Regions from separate parts of the Homo sapiens genome. Here region 2 is linked to region 1. Evidence: chromatin loops called from intact Hi-C (ENCODE). Cell type or tissue: PC-3. All regions are shown on one strand.

Region 1 (8,000 bases):
CTCCTTTCCTGTGGAATTTCTGTAAATTATTTGCTCAGACGCCAAGATGCCATAGAAGCAGCTGGCTCTGAGAATCTGGTCAGATGCACGTATTTGTTGCGGTTTAGGACATTACCTTAGCAATTCCCCATTCCTGCCTTCCCCAGGAGTGAGGGGGAACAAATGCATGCTAACTTTGGAGAGAGAGGGAGCAGGCTAGCCAAGTTGCAAAGCCAAGTGCATCCTTAGTAGTGGAATGTTATACATTGTTTCTTTTTCTAAAAGAAACAATGTATAACATTATAAAGAAATATTTTGTTTCCTTACATTTCTTTTTCTAAAATGTTTTACATGGCCTGGCCAAGATGGTGAAATCCTGTCTCTATTAAAAATACAAAAATTAGCAGGGTGTGGTGGTGCATGCCTGTGATCCCAGCTATGTGGGAGGCTGAGACACAAGAATTGCTTGAACCCGGGAGGTGGAGGTTGCCGTGAGCCAAGATCGCGGCACTGCACTCCAGCCTGGGTGACATAGAGAGACTGTCTCAAAACAAATAAAATAAAATAAAATAAAAATAAAAATAAAATAAAATAAAATAAATATTTTACAGAGGTGACTGACAGGTGAGCCTCACATGTGCTTTTGGAGGCTCCCACGTATAGAATGGTCAAGTGAGACTTGGTTTCCGAGTTAACGCGTCCATTGCAGCAATGCATTCTCATCCCCGCCTATACTAAGGTGGCCCATCACATAGCAACAGACACTCAGATCACCTTCAACACACGCTTGCTCAGCAGTCTCAGAAGGCTCACCCCATTCTCTCTTCAATAAGGTTTTAGCCTGGCTGAGGGAGAAGCCAAAGGTAAGCCACATAAGCAGACCTCCAAATTCACCTCAAGGTGCAATGCGTGGGTGAGGTTTCAAGGTCACTAAAGATATCAGCAATACATGAGGTGTTTATCATGTTAGCTGAACAGGTGTTGCTATTCCCATATTACACATGAAGAAACTGAGGCTAGAAATAAGACCCAGATCTTTTGAGTCCTCATGCTGTTTTCTCCCTATAACACGGCATCATATTAATACTTTTTTTTTTTGAGACAGTGTCTCACTCTGTTGCCCAGGCTGGAGTGCAGTGGTACAATCAAGGCTCATCGCAGCCTCAACCTTTCAGGCTCAAGCGATCCCCCTGCCTCAGCCTCACAAGTAGCTGGGACTACAGGTGTACATCACCATGCCCGGATAATTTTGTACTTTTATTTTTGTAGAGATGGGGTCTCACCATGTTGCTCAGGCTGGTCTCAAACTCCTGGGCTCAAGTGATCCTTCTGCCTCAGCCTCCCAAAGTGCTGGGATTACAGGTGTGAGCCACCACGTGCAGCCCATTTTTCTTTTTTAAAAAACAGAGGACAACACTTCATAATCTACAAAGTCTCTTCCAGCTCTTGTGCTCTGTAAGTCTATGATTCTGAAATACAAAACCTGGCTTTTCAGGCCTGGGTGACTGCGGTGGTTGGCATTGTTTCAAAGGCTGTATCCTCAAATGTAGACTTTGTTCATTCTGAGAAGGTGAGTAGTAGCTTTAAAGTCAGAAAAGGAATGAGATTATTTTACATTATTTGTTTTCATTGCATTGAAATATGATTTAATAAGTAGTATCCAAGTAAATAATGAGAATAATGCAATAAGCACTTAAGTTTAAAGCTTATGATCCCTTTTATAGCAGTGTCGGAGATATGAGCACAACTAATACATTAAAACATTTTTGAAGAAACTCTTGTTTGGTGAATTTCACACTACTAAAATGGGACATGACTAAAGATATCTCAAACAACCATACCACTCCAAATAATGTCCAACATTCCCCTACTAAAGATGCACTTGGCTTTGCAAGTTGGCTAGCTTACTCTTTCTTCATTCACTGTTCTACACAGCACTGCAGGTAATTTTTCTGAGTGGTGTTGGGAGACCCATAAGCCTAGTCTCTTCTGAAAACAAGATTACAGAAATGTATTTTCCATGGGAGAAAGTTAATTTTTAAATATACATTTTTCTCTATTTCCAAACATGGAATAAACATGTTTCCCTTTATTTTTAAATGTAAAATGCATATTCCTGAATGCAGCTTGACCGAAGAGCTTTTGTCTTAAAGTTCTACTATTTATTTTTTTTGCCATTATCTGATATGTCAGCAGTGTTTCATAATGCCTCGTGTCACACAAAAGCAAACACAGTCACATTACATTAATGACTAGGCTGGGATCATATAACTGACTGGCTATAATTCTATGCCCCCTTGCTATAAAAAAACATGACCCTAAATCCTACCAGCTTTGCAATAAAAGGCCCCACAATTATGATATAGTAACAAAGCTAATGTTATATACAGTTTGATTGTTTCAATGTTCTTTGCCCATCCATTTTCATTTTACCTGCTATTATACATGTTAGTAAAAAGTAAAGTGGAAATCCACTCTTCGGTATTTTAGGTACAATGTTCATTTACCCAACATACTTAGCCGGATAAAACTAAATATAGTGGAAACTTCTTTTATAATCCCGGTGTTTGAAGTTAGGACTAAACCTACCTTGCAATGTAATTGTAATCACAGACATTTTCCATATGTATTTGGGTTTCCTAAATGAGGTCTAGGTAACCATCTGTCTCTAAATATATGATCAATCACCCCAATACCACTTGATTTTTAGCTAGACTAGTCTTTACCAAATACTAGTTACTCAACAAGTGCTAACTGTCTGGAGGAGAAGCCAACCTTCTCTTTGGTCTATTACTTTGGTCTATTACCCCAAAGCGTTCAGCAGAGATTATCAGTAAAAGGAGTTATATATGCCCAATCTATTAGACAAAGTAAGACCAGCAAAGGCAGCTCTGTGTGATTTTACCTTCCTCCAAGAGAGGAGCTGTTGCAAGGGCTCCAGCATGCACTTTTGTCCTTCCTGTGAATCTTGCAGGGTTATTTTTTGGAGGCTAGATAGAAAAAGCTTCCACCGTTGTATCATTTCCTTCAGTGCCAGCAGCTTTTATTCTTTTAAACAAGTGTTTAGAGGAAAGTGTTGATGCTTATTAATCTGTTTCTTGTCTTACAAATGTGCTTACACATGATTGGTGGTAAAACTGCATATCTGACAGCTCTCAATGTAATCATGAGATGGCAGGACATGATTGTTACACTGAACATGGCAGGACAAGATTGTTACACTGAACAGATCTGTTTGGAATTGTTATTCTTTGTAATTACCTTCATTAAGTGAAAGCATGTGTCAATCAACTTTGAACTTTGAACATACCAGTAATTTGCAAGAAAAATGCATTTCAATTTCTTATAGTCACACATGTGCTTGAAGATGAGTATATATGTAGGTAGGTATATATGCTGTATTAGAAACATATTTTGGTAATTTTCTGAATATATAATTTCCCCCTAGTTTGCATGTGGTAACTTTAAATATAAATAAAGTATACAACAGCTCCAGATAATGATATCAACAGAGTATGTTTAATAAATGGCTAATCTATGTACTAATATTTAAACAGATATTTTAAAATAAAGAACACTCCTCCCTAAATTTCTGCAATAAAAGTATACATTCACATGAATTTTAACGCCATTCCTCAGTAGAAGTATAAATTTGAAAACATATTTACTTTTTTGCATTACTATATATTGTACATCAACCATGGTGTTATCACTTTCTTGATTTGATCAGAGCTTACCTGGGTCAGGAGTCTGCCACCAACGAGGGAACATTTCAAGAAAGTATCCTGAACTTTTGTAGGTTAGTTAAGAAGTGCAAGGGTGGAGCGTGAGAGGAGGGTGAGGATCGCAAAACTACCCATCAGGTACTATGCTTATTACCTGGGTGATGAAATAGTCTGTACACCAAACCACCATGACATGTAATTTACCTACATAACAAAACTGAGGCCAGGCTTGATGGCTCCTATCTGTAATTCCAGCACGCTGGGAGGCTGAGGCAGAGGACCCTTGAGTCCAGGAGTTCAACACCAGCCTGGGTAACATAGTGAGACCCCATCTCTACTAAAATACAAAAAACTTAAGCAGGCATCATAGTGCATGCCTGTAGTCCCAACTACTTCAGGGGCTGAGGTGGGAGGATTGCTTGAGCCTAGGAGTTCAAGGCTGCAGTAAGCCTTGATTGTGCCACTGCACTCCAGCCTGAGTGATGGGAGTGAGACCTTGTCTCCCCTACCCACCCCCCCACAAAAAAAAGAAAAGGAAAGAAAGAAAAAAGTATAACAACCTGCACATGTACCCCTGAACCTAAAAGTTTTTTTTAAAACGTGCTACTCATTCTACCTTTCAATGACTGTTATAAACCAATGCCCTTCTCTCCCTTAGTGTAACGGATGCCCCCATGCACTTATTCATTCATTCAACATTTCATTCTTTCATTCATTCATCCACCTTTCATTCATTAACAAATTCATTCGCTCATCCGCATTTATGAAATAACTGTACAGCACCATGGGGGATTAAACAAATGAGTAAGATACTCAAAAGAGAATTCAGGAGAGGAAACAGAAGAAAAGCTTAGGAATTAGTCGCACTGTAGTGTCCTAGTCTGGCTTTTCCAGTCCGGGCATTATGAAAATTCCTTTTCTGCTTCTTCCGCATGGCCATTTATCTCCACCAGGGGGTGTTGAGGTATAGAAAAACAGATAAAGGTGGTGGAGGCAGCTTTACAACTCCTCAGCAACTCCCTTCCCTTCTAAGGGCTGAAATTACTGATTAAAATGAGGTTCTTCAGACGCTCTGTTAACTTCAGCTGTGCAACTTATCCTCCATATAGGAGCCAGAGGAATCTCTGTGGACTAGCCTTTTTCAACCTAAACCCTCCAGCGGCTTCCCGGCTCCTAGAGTGAAGTTGAGACGCTGTTAACCTGCTTTGCCCTCTTCCCTCCCTCACTTTTTTCCTACTCCTCGCCCCATCCCTCAGGCCACTCTAGCCCCACAGACGCCGTCTGCACTCCCACTTCAGGCCTTTGCACCGGCCGTTCCCTCTACCTGGGCTCTCTTCCAAGATATTCTCCCAAGTCTCCCTCCTTTGAGTCTTTGTCAGATGTTGCCTTTTCCATGAGACCCACTGTGACTGTGCTTCCAAAAATTGCAGCCCCGGCCTCAACATGCATTAGCATGAGTTACCGCTACCCCTATTATTATTATTATTATTATTATTATTATTATTATTATTATTATTATTATTATAGAGACAGAGTTTTGCTCTTGTTGCCCAGGCTGGAGTGCAACGGTGCGATTTCGGCTCACTGCAACTTCCGCCTCCCAGGTTCAAGCGATTATCCTAACTCAGCTTCCCGAGTAGCTAGGATTACAGGCATGCGCCCCCATGCCCAGCTAATTTTGTATTTTTAGTAGAGACGGGGTTTCTGCATGTTGGTCAACCTGGTCTCGAACTCCCGACCTTAGGTGATCCGCCCGCCTCAGCCTCCCAAAGTGCTGGGATTACAGGCCTGAGCCACCGCGCCTGGCCCTACTACCCCATTTTAGGCAGCACTTAAGACCTTGTATCTAACATGCTGTATAACTTGTTTTTTGTTTTGTTTTGTTTTTTGTTCTCTCTCTCTCTCTCTCTCCCTCTCTCTCTCTCTCTCCCTCCCCCCCCCCCCCCCCCCCCCCCCCCCGTCTCTCTCTCTCTCTGTCTCTTCTTGAGACAAGGTATAGTCACCCAGGCTGGAGTGCAGTGGCACAATCACGGCTTATTGCAGCCTGTGCCTCTTGAGCTCAAGTGATCCTCCCACCTCAGCCTTCTGAGTAGCTGGGGCTATAGGCTCATGCCACCACACCTGGCTAATTTTTCCTATTTTTAGTAGAGATGGGGTTTTGCCGTGTTGCCCGGGCTACTTATTTTCTCTTTTTTTCCTTTTTTTTTTTTTTTTTTTGAGAGGGAGTGTCGCTCTGTCGCCCAGGCTGGAGTGCCGTGGCGTGACCTCGGCTCACTGCAAGCTCCACCTCCCAGGTTCATGCCATTCTCCTGCCTCAGGCTCCTGAGTAGCTGGGACTACAGGTGCCTACCATCAGGCCCGGCTGATTTTTTGTATTTTTAGTAGAAATGGGGTTTCACTGTGTTAGCCAGGATGGTCTCGATCTCCTGACCTCGTGATCCGCCTGCCTCGGCCTCCCAAAGTGCTGGGATTACAGGGGTGAGCCGCCATGCCCGGCCACTTATTTTCTATATTTATTGTCTGTCTCACCTCATACGGAGGTAAGTTCTATGAAGGCAAAGATTTTTGTTCATCTTACTGATTGATGTTTTCCCATTTCCTAGAGCAATGCCTGGAACATAGTGCCTATTAAATATTTTTTGAATAAGTGAGTATTTCCAGGTCTTCCTGACCAAGCACAATCGGCTTGGCTTTATGAGGATGTCCATCGTTTAAACTTTGCTATTTTCTGATGGAAGCATCTGAGAGGAGTGTTGTGAGTAAATACATGTAAAGAACTTGGAACAGTACCCGGTACCCAGTAGACTCTCAACACACAGGGCATTTCATGACAGGAGGTGTGGGGTTAAAATGTGTGCTCTGAGCCAAACCGATCAGGGCTAAGTCCTGACTCCATCTTTCCTAGATGTGTGACCTTGGGAAATGACTTCATCTCCAGGTGCCCTCAGTTTTCACTTCATAAAACAGAGATGATGATGAGATAAAGTGCCTCAAAGGGCTGTGGGGAAGTGTCACTGAGGTCATCTATGTGAGGTGCTTAGAAGAGGAACAGGTTGCTCAAAACCTCTCAGATGGGCTGTGGGGAGGGCCGGTGGAGGGTCCAGCAAAGGAGAAATCTGTGAAGAAACTGAGGGCGATTCCAAAACTCTCAGCTCCAGGAGTATTCTGAGGAGAGGTGACTGAAGTGGATCATGGAGCTTCTGGAACAATTTGGGAAAACTCTGGGGAGCTGGCCTGGAAGAGGCACGGAGCGTAGGGGGAAGTTAGTGGGGAGACATTTAAAGGGAGAAATCCTGCAAAGCTGGGAGTTTAATGTGGAACTGAGTGGGGGACCCACAGAATCCCTTGTAGCCCTAGTGTGGGGCTAAGTGAATGGACGTGGGTAGATTTGGGGTAAGGATGTCACTTGGGACTGGAGTTGGCCCTGTGCCTCAGAGCAGGGTCTTTAAAACACTGAACCCCTTGATCTCCTTTGTAAGAAGGGTTAAGGTTCCATGAGTGCCTGGAAGTGGAGGCTGTGAAAATTAGTGAGACAAGTAAAGAAAACTCTTTGTTATTGAAAAGGAAGAGTCATTATTAAAGTGCGAAGATGAAAAAGAATTTATAAAATGCTCAAACAATGCATGCGAAGGTTGTTGTACTTTCTATAATTAAGGAAAATATTTCTAGAGGTGATTGATCATATCTCTTTGTGTTATAATGCCTACTGCTATGACTATAATCGTCCAGTCAACACACTCTTTTAGAGACTGGATGATTTTTTAAAAATACGATCATTTCAGCATTCACAGTTTTCTGCTGTTGAAATACATATTTTATTTTTAACAGCTTTAGTAAGATATAACGCACTTACCATATAATCTGTCCACTTAAAAATGTACAGTTTGATGGTATTTGGTGTATTTTAGTTGTACAACCATCACTCCAATCAATTTTAGAACATTTTTATCACCCCAAATGAACTGTACCCATTAGTAATCACTCCCCATTCTTCTCTACCCTCAGCCTCTGGCCATCACTAATTTCCTTTCTGTCTCTATAGATTTACCTATTCTGGACATTTTATAGAAGTAGAATTATAGAATTTGTCAACTTCTTTTTTTTTTTTTTTTTTGAGGCAAGGTCTTTCTTGGCCACCCCGACTGGAGTGCAGTGGTACAATCATAGTGCACTGCAACCTGGAACTCCAGGGCTCAAGTGAACCTCTCACCTCCACCTCCCAAGTTGCTGGGACTGCAGGTGCACACCATACGCTCAGCAATATGTCAACTTTTATGACTGACTTCTTTCACTTAG
Region 2 (8,000 bases), 460 kb after region 1:
AAACGCTTGGTCCTAAGAGGAAACCTCCAACCCCTAGTGTGTGGTGGTGATTTCACCTCTGCTTGGTGAAGCCGGGGGAAGTTAGGAGAGTTGAAAGAAGTTGAAAGAGGGTCTGACAGGACCTTGAAATTGTAGTGTATCAAGAAACCCTGCCTTGGCTTGAGGCTGAACCTGAGGCTGAGGCTGACCTAGTGAGACAAGCTTTGTGACCATGCTCATAACGCCAGCTGCCAGGGCCAGAAGGGACTTGCTTAGGCCACACTAGCGACTTCTTGGTCCATGCCAGTCTACCCTCCCACCACATCCCCGAAAGATGGAGAGTGGTGGTGGCAAAAGGCCAGCTGGCACTCATTTATCTCTCCACAGGTGGACTTTCCAGGAAAGAAAAATCCTCACAAAATGGGAGGGGTGCGGGAGGGAACGGTGGCTGGGGACTGGGTTTTAAAAATCCATGCTTTAAAAAATTAACGCAGGAGCTTGTATCACGGAGGGAAGCCCTTTCCTTTGCTTTGAAAGTCTAGTCCAGGCCAAAACCTAAGCGTAGCAGCGAAATGGAGGGGGACTGAAAGAGCAGAAAGTCTCGAGCGAGAGAAAACGACCTTTCCTAAGAACCAAGGGAACTCCTAGCTCAGAAGCCTAAGCCCTCGGCGCTCCAGGCCTTTAACTCGACGATGGGAAACGCTCCCTGGGGGCAGCCCTATTTCAGATCCCCTGGAAGGATGTCAAGATCCCCGCCAGCAGTGGACAAGGCAAGGAATCTTCCACTGGAATTGATTCTTGCCAGAGACCCGAGGGCACACAAACCTTCCTCAGGTAGCTCTGCAAGGGATTTAAGGAAGCAGCTGGGTCTCCATCCAAGAGGCAGAGGCAGGGGCGGCGGCACCAGGCTTCCAGCGTCAAGCTCATTACTGCCCTCCAAGTGCACCCTTTCTTCTCCCTCAGAACTCCCTCCTCCCTCTGAGCACTCACTCTGGTCCTTTGACCCTTCAATTCTGCTGGGCAAGGGACCCCTGTTGAAGCCGGGGACCCGCTAGCTCAGTGACCTTGGACGGGTCTGGGCGTCCCCCAGAAAGCCCTCTCCGAAAGGAAGCTGTGGGAGGAGGAACCCGAGTTTGCGGTGTCTAAGATGGGTTATTTGAGAATGGTTCTGGGTTCCCGAGGCCACAATATGAAGACAGCCAAGTGGCTGCGGGAAGGGAAAGCAGTTGAGATGTAAGTAGGTGGAACCGGGTCTGTGTGGTCTAAACGCCGGCGCCAGCGGTGGTCTGCACTGACCCATAAATACACCTACCGCGGGTGGACAGACGCATCTCATCCTCCGCCGGGGACATCTTAGCAACTGCCACTGTACCTCTTAGTGTAAGCACACTTAGGAACCCACCCCGTACTTACCGCTGCGGGAATTGTAACTGGTGGCGGAGACCAGAGACTAGAACCCGGGAGGCCTGGGAGTCTGTGGTGAGACCGGGGGACAGCTCTGCTCAACTACCTTGCGCGTTCTCAATTTCTTTGCACTCCCTCTGCCAACTTCTGGCAAACTTCTCTCCTTTTCCCCCACCTCCCCTCCACCTCCTTCTTTCCGACGAGACAGGTCTCCAGGGCTCGCCCTTCCCGGTTCTGACTTTGTCTTAAAGTGTTGATTGACGGTTGCAATTACGAAGGATGATGGCTCGGGGAGGCTCCCGCAGCCTTGATGAGCCGGAGAAGCGCAGTCCTAGCATATTTTATCCACGCTCGGCGTTACGGGGCCGTGCGCGCCCCATTCACCCAGCTGGCTGGAGCTGAGGAGGCCTCGCACTCCCCACTCGCGAGGATGCAACTGCCTGCCTTCCTCCCCACCCCCTCCTTCCCGTGGTTCAGCACCGCATTTCGGAGCGTGAGCTGGGAGCAATCAACTCGACCTGACCTGGAAAGTGTTGGTCAGCCCCCGCGCGCTTGACCCGTGCGGGCTGCAGCGGGAAAAAATATCAGGATTTTCAGGAGCGGTTCAAGTTTCCTGGGCTCGCAAAAGGTGTGGCAGACACATCTTTCCCCGCGCGCCTGGGTAGATGACCCACCCAAACTTGCACAAAACTTGCAATACCTTCCTCCTTCGAAACAATTTCTCCCGTCTTCTCTTCCATTCCCACTTTTTGGTGCTTTTTAAGAAACCAGGACAATTACTTTTTTCGTCCCACATATCTACCTTTTAGACCCCGAAAGAAGTCTAGATTTTTTTCAGATCTCCATTACTAGGCCAGGATAGCCCGAGGGGGAAGAGGAGCAAGTTTTTCAGCCTACGGGAGCTCCGGGTCTGCCTAATTTTTCCGCCCCTCCCAGCCGAAAAACCCATCAGAAGCTGCTTTTGCCTTTCTCTGAAAAGTTTAGCCAGAACTCCAGTTTCATTCCCTGGCTCAGAGGGCTGGGCTACCCGCCCACGCCCGTAGGCTCCACCCGCCCTCATCCCGAGCGCTTTGTATTAGAAACAGACGGGTTAAATTTCAGTACAGCCATAGGAATTACCAGGGAGCGTCGTGTTGATCGAAGCTTTAAAAAAGCAAACCTGAATAGGTGAGCAGTCGTGCCTTGTTTAAAAAAAAAAAAAAAAAAAAAAAAAAAAAAAGCCTTTCTGCTGCACGTGTGAATAACTACTTAAGACATCAACATCAGCCCCTAGAGCAGGATGGCGATTGATTCACAATCACTATGAGAGTATCTCGATCTGGCGTGGCGCGGTTTTTATCGCGGAGGAAAACGAAAGCCGAAGCAATTATCTGGGTAATCCAACCTACCCCCCACCCACCCCCCCGGGCAACCTCCCACCCTTGCCCCAGAGGAAAGGAGGGCTTTTTGGAGAGTTTGGCCTGGATATCGGAATCTACGGCTCTTTGTATAAAAAGAGTTCACTGAAGAACCTTTTCACTTATTTTCTTTACAGCACGTTGTCCCAACCCAGGGGTCCTGGAGTGCCCCGCCAGGGTATAGTCGGTGCCCTTAGAAGAATGTAACAGGGAGATCCGGTCTTAAGAAAGGAGTGGGGCAGGGGAAATAATCTCGGGTAGGTGGTCTAATCTATCTCTTCCTCTCTGTAATTGAAATGGAAATTTGAGCCAGTTCCAGTTCAAAACTATTGGGACTCCATCCATTGGAATCAATTCTGTCCAGCCTCGGGGCCAACAGAACGACGATCCCGGCGCTAGTAGGCCACAAAGCACCTTGTGAAACTAGCTGAACACTTGCAGTTGCATCCTTTACACCCTCTCCTCCGCTTCAACCTGGGTCAGGAACAAAATCCTTAGCACGAGATTATTCTAGGCTGCCATTTAAATGTATCCGGCGATACTGGAAACTTCTTGATGGAAGGGGAAACATCCTGCATTGCTTCAGAATTCCTCGGCTTTTGCAGCGAGGGGATGGATCCAACCAAACTTCTTCCTTCAGAAAAGCCCCTGCCTGAGCTTCTGATTCTTAAGGTCAAAGAGTGCCGGGACCGCAGAGGTGCGGAGTCCAGCAATTTGGGTCTCACTTGGTCAGCAAAGAAAGTGGGAGCTTGGAAAGGCAAGACTTAACAGTGGTACCGTCACACTCAAGCATGGGGCGTGGAACTAGGGAAAGTGTTATGGTCTGGGCAGTTACAGAGGTTGCACAATTAGAAGGGCGTGGGCTTTTCCAACATGGTGATAACTTTCGCGATTACGAGATGGTGTACAGTGTGTGCCAAGGCTTGAGAGAGATTCACTTGTTTTCTCCAGAGTTTCTTGTCTGGAAACTGGGAAGTTGATTCCAGGACCCAGCAGTGGATTCCGACCAATTTTCTTTCCATTCCTGTAGAGGCCGCTGGAGCAGGTGGAGCTTGCAGAAGGCCGGGAAGCAGAGGCTGCAGGCATCCAAACCCTGAGCAAGGAATCCAGCACTTACCGTGAAAAATGCTAGCATGGGTGTGGGACTAGCATATCTCACTGCAAGAGGCACAGCTGGGTTTGTCAAAAGTGCTTTTTTTTTTAATTGACACCTAAATTGTCTTTCCCTATCCCCTCCTCTCATGGTACAACAGTATGTTTGTTTATGCTATCTAATTCAGTCACTCAGTTTGAGTGATTTCCCTGCCCTCCTCATACTCACTGACTCTATAACAAGTACATGCTCTGAATTTCCTCTCAGTTCCTTCTCACCATCTGTTGGTAACCCTGCGAGTTGTTACCATACACCACAAATTCACAAGCTAAACTTCATCCAAACTCCAGAGATCCTTTCCAGGAAACTCCAGAGTAGGGGACCAGAAGTGCCTTTGTCCCACCCCACTCAGACCTCAGTCCTCCCAGATGTGATTTCCACTCTGCTTTCCATACACCACTCCCTGTGCCACCCTTCTGAATTCTAGAAGGATCCAAATATGGTTTCTACCGTGGAATGGAAATGAAGATTAAAAAGCCACTTACAAATATGTTTCTTAAGCTCGAAATGTCCATTGGAGGAAAGTCTGCATAGACCAACATTGTATTAAATCATAATTCCTTTATATCAACAAGAACAAGTGGTTACCACTTTGGAGAAAGAGTATGTATTTCAGAATATTTCTTGGGTTCTATTTACAGTTCATTCTCTTGACAAGCTGAGTAAATTGCTTGACCTCTGATTCCATTTTTTAATCAGTAAAATTGGGTTAACAAAGTAAACTTTATAGTTAAATGAGACAGTGCCAGGAAAGAAATATATTACGCTGGATATATATATATATATCAGTTCCCCTTTGTCTTTCCCCTTAGCTTCACTCAAACTCATCATTCTGTAAGGAAAGTAAAAAGGGAATCACTAACCATTCTAGGATCACCTTCCAGTGGGATGTGCTTGCTAACTTGATTGTCTTGCAGGGCTTGACAAAGTCCTTGGGGACAATTACATTATCACCAGATAAAACTGCTCATATAAGTGCTCATGGTCATCTGCATTCAGGTTATTTGGTGTTTAAAAGTTACACTCCAAATATCTTTTCTTACTTATCAACCACACAAAAACATACATAACAGCTTCCCAAAAGACTAAAGAAGAGACAACCTTTATCAGCTTGCCTGGTCAGTTCCAGTTCACATGGTTTTCTCAAGCTTGATCTCTCAAGATCATATTGGTCACATTTCAACACTTCCCCAGGGCCTCCCCAGAGCACAATGCCCTCCTGAAGTTCCTTGAAGCCAACTGGATTTTTCCAAGAAGTCTGTTCCAATAAGGTGAAGCGTGAGGAAGTGCAACTCAAAGAACTAGTTCTATCCTAAGGTAGACTCTAGAGCTGCGGAGTGAAGTTGTCTTGCCTGCCTAGTGCATCCCTGGGGGTGGGGATTGGGTTGGGCCTGTAGGTGGAAGTCTGACAATGTGCCCTTCTCTAGCTCAACTTATGCTCAAGGCTGAATCCAAGATAATCCTAGACATTGTGTCTGGTAGAGGGGTCAAGTAAAGGAGAGAAGCATTAACAAGCCTCTGTTCTCCCTTCCTCTATAAATCTCTCTTGGTTTGTTAGAAGAGGTGTTAAAGATGCCAGGTGTGGTGGCTCACATTTGTAATCCCAGCACTTTGGGAGGCTGAGGTGGGTGGATCACCTGAGGTCAGGATTTCGGGACCAGCCTGGCTAACATGGTGAAACCCCATTTCTACTAAAAATACAAAAAATTAGCCAGGCGTGGTGGCGTGCACCTGTAATCCCAGCTGCCTGGGAGGCTGAAGCAGGAGAATCTCTTGAACCCAGAAGGCTGAGGCTGCAGTGAGCCAAGATCATGCCATTGCACTCCAGCTTGGGCAACAAGAGTGAAACTCTGCCTCAAAAAAAAAAAAAAAAAAAAAAAAGGTGTTAAAGAAAAAGAAATCCTTTTTTTGTTTTGTTTTGTTTTGTTTTGTTTTTTTGAGATAGGGTCTCACTTTGTTGCCCAGGCTGGAGTTCAATGGCACAATCACAGCATCCTCAACCTCCCTGGCTCAAGTGATCTTCCTACCTCAACCCCCAAGCCCTAGTCACTAGGACTACAGGCACATGCCACCACACCCACACCCAGCTAATTATTTATTTTTTTATTTTTTGTAGAGACTGGGTCTCACTATGTTGCCTAGGCTGGTCTGGATCTCCTGGGCCCAAGTGATCCTCCATCCTCAGTCTCCCAAAGTATTGGGATTACCAGTTTGAGACACTGTGCCTGGCCCAAGAACTCTGTTAACTCTGGTCACTACCTGTGGATCCAGGCCAGAAAAGAGGAATCTGAGAAGCACTGTTTTGGAGATGGACTCGGGCATGGAAAGAAGGGAGGCTCTAGAGTTTAGCTTCATAGAAGAAACTGGCAGCCTAAGCCCCAACTATGAGAATCAGAACATGGGCTTGTGTGGCTGGCATTCTAAATAAAGCTCGCTGGAGGTTAGGGTGACATAATGGCTATCACACTTTCCGCTGATGAAACGTCTACTTTCAGAGATCCTTATGAGCACAGAGCTTGCTGGAGGTTATCACTGAAATAAAATCAGACTCAGAGTGTTCAGGGGACCAGATAGCAAGACTCACATTACAGACTCAATACAGTGTTTGCACTGTGTATCATGTACCCCTAAGTATGCAGACATAACCTTCTGTGGATAATATGCAATATTATACTGAGTGCATAAAATATTCTGCAAATGCAGTTAATTTGAAGAATTATGGAAATTTAATATGAATCAAAGCATAATATTGGGCACTGTGGGAGTGGTCAATAAATATTTGTTTTATGTATAACATTTCCTACCACACAGATATGGCTCTTTTCTTGATATAGGTAAGTATAAAAAGCTTCTAAAGTTAGTACTGCATATTATTCAATAGAATCATCCCACTTGGGAGAAAGAAGTAAACCAAGACCAGAAACCAAGAGTCTGGCCAGTGTCCCAGAGTTAGTTAACTTTAAGGGAACAATCTAGTTATAACCTGAGTGTGCTGCTTTTACACTACAATGAATGATTATCTTGCAGGTAGGCAGAAGGAACAACTTTATCTTAATTCTGCTTTTCTATACAAGCACAGACATCTATACAAAACTTTCATGTAACCATCAGTGTGCATACAAGATGTAGCCCCTAGTTAAAAACCATGGAGACAGCTTTTTAAACAAAAGGAGGCTCATTTCCTAGTACAACACAACTGAATTAAATATAGAATTGTAAACCCTGACTGATGTCTACATACACCGGGCTCGGTTTTGTGAACCACTCAACACAGCCCAACTTGCAATTTGCCATCTGAAAGCTACCCTCGAGACCCTCAGACACTCTCTACAGCTGCACCCGTGGGTTCTTCCCAGTGGGGCTACCCTGGGCAATCAGAAAGACCCATTCAAGGGGCATCTCTCCCTCAGGAATCGGGTCAGGCCCTTCAATCCAATAGTTCAGTCCGAAGGCTCCTCACCGCCCTCTGTTCCTCTCCCTCAGCCCTTTGGATGGCTCCGTCCAGCCATTCACCCTGGGAACGACCGTTAGCACCCTCGTGGAGGCTACGAGGTAAACAGATTGTCTCCCGGTGCCACAGCCGCCTCAGGGTCACTAAGATGTTGCAGGTGCGGACACCTCACAACCACCTGCGGGGCTGCAATACCAGGAGGCGGAGGGGATGTGCTTGGGTTGGGAAGGGGCGGGTGGCTGCGAACAAGATCCTGAAAGAGGTCTCTTTTACCGGCAAATTGACTGGAATTTTGTTATCCCGGAATCCGGCGCCCGGAAGTGCCTGCACAGGTTTAGGATGTTGGGGTAGTCTCGCTGAGGCCAGGGGAGAGCCTTCTTCGGTACTTTTCTTGAGGTTTAGTCCCCAGCAGCCCCTTATGGGCTGGACCGACAGTCCTCCGGTTCCCAGCCCTCTGCGGTGGGACCGATTCCAGAGCTGCAGGTGTTCTCTGTTTACGCTCAGAGTGTACCGCCTCGGTCCCTTGCGATGTGAGTTGCGCGTGCGGTAGCTGGAAACACAGTTCTTCCAGGGTTGCAGAGAAAAGTGCAACAGCGTCTCTTTCCCCTACCTTACC

The links. Peaks named below come from ENCODE experiments on the same cell type or tissue, not always from the same donor. Only the 100,000 strongest peaks of a DNase experiment are listed, where the experiment ranks them.
Region 2: a loop joins it to region 1, with 2.7 times the contacts of the local background. A loop is called at or near these places in 3 of 110 quality-filtered maps.

Annotation. Positions count from the first base shown.
Region 1 is chr1:200,485,536-200,493,535 of GRCh38, reverse strand. No RefSeq gene overlaps it. Among named protein-coding and RNA genes, the nearest start is that of ZNF281, 80 kb to the right of the region's middle. In PC-3, CTCF peaks have their summits at 2,932, 4,450 and 4,649 (motif pointing right); a DNase peak (open chromatin) is centred at 4,675; H3K4me3 peaks cover 303 bases; H3K27ac peaks cover 322 bases.
Region 2 is chr1:200,029,386-200,037,385 of GRCh38, reverse strand. All of the region lies in intron 1 of NR5A2 (nuclear receptor subfamily 5 group A member 2), which reads right to left. Among named protein-coding and RNA genes, the nearest start is that of NR5A2, 5.7 kb to the right of the region's middle. RefSeq lists enhancers at 561-1,461, 7,011-7,511, 7,512-8,000. In PC-3, a CTCF peak has its summit at 3,857; a DNase peak (open chromatin) is centred at 7,925; H3K4me3 peaks cover 908 bases; H3K27me3 peaks cover 5,754 bases.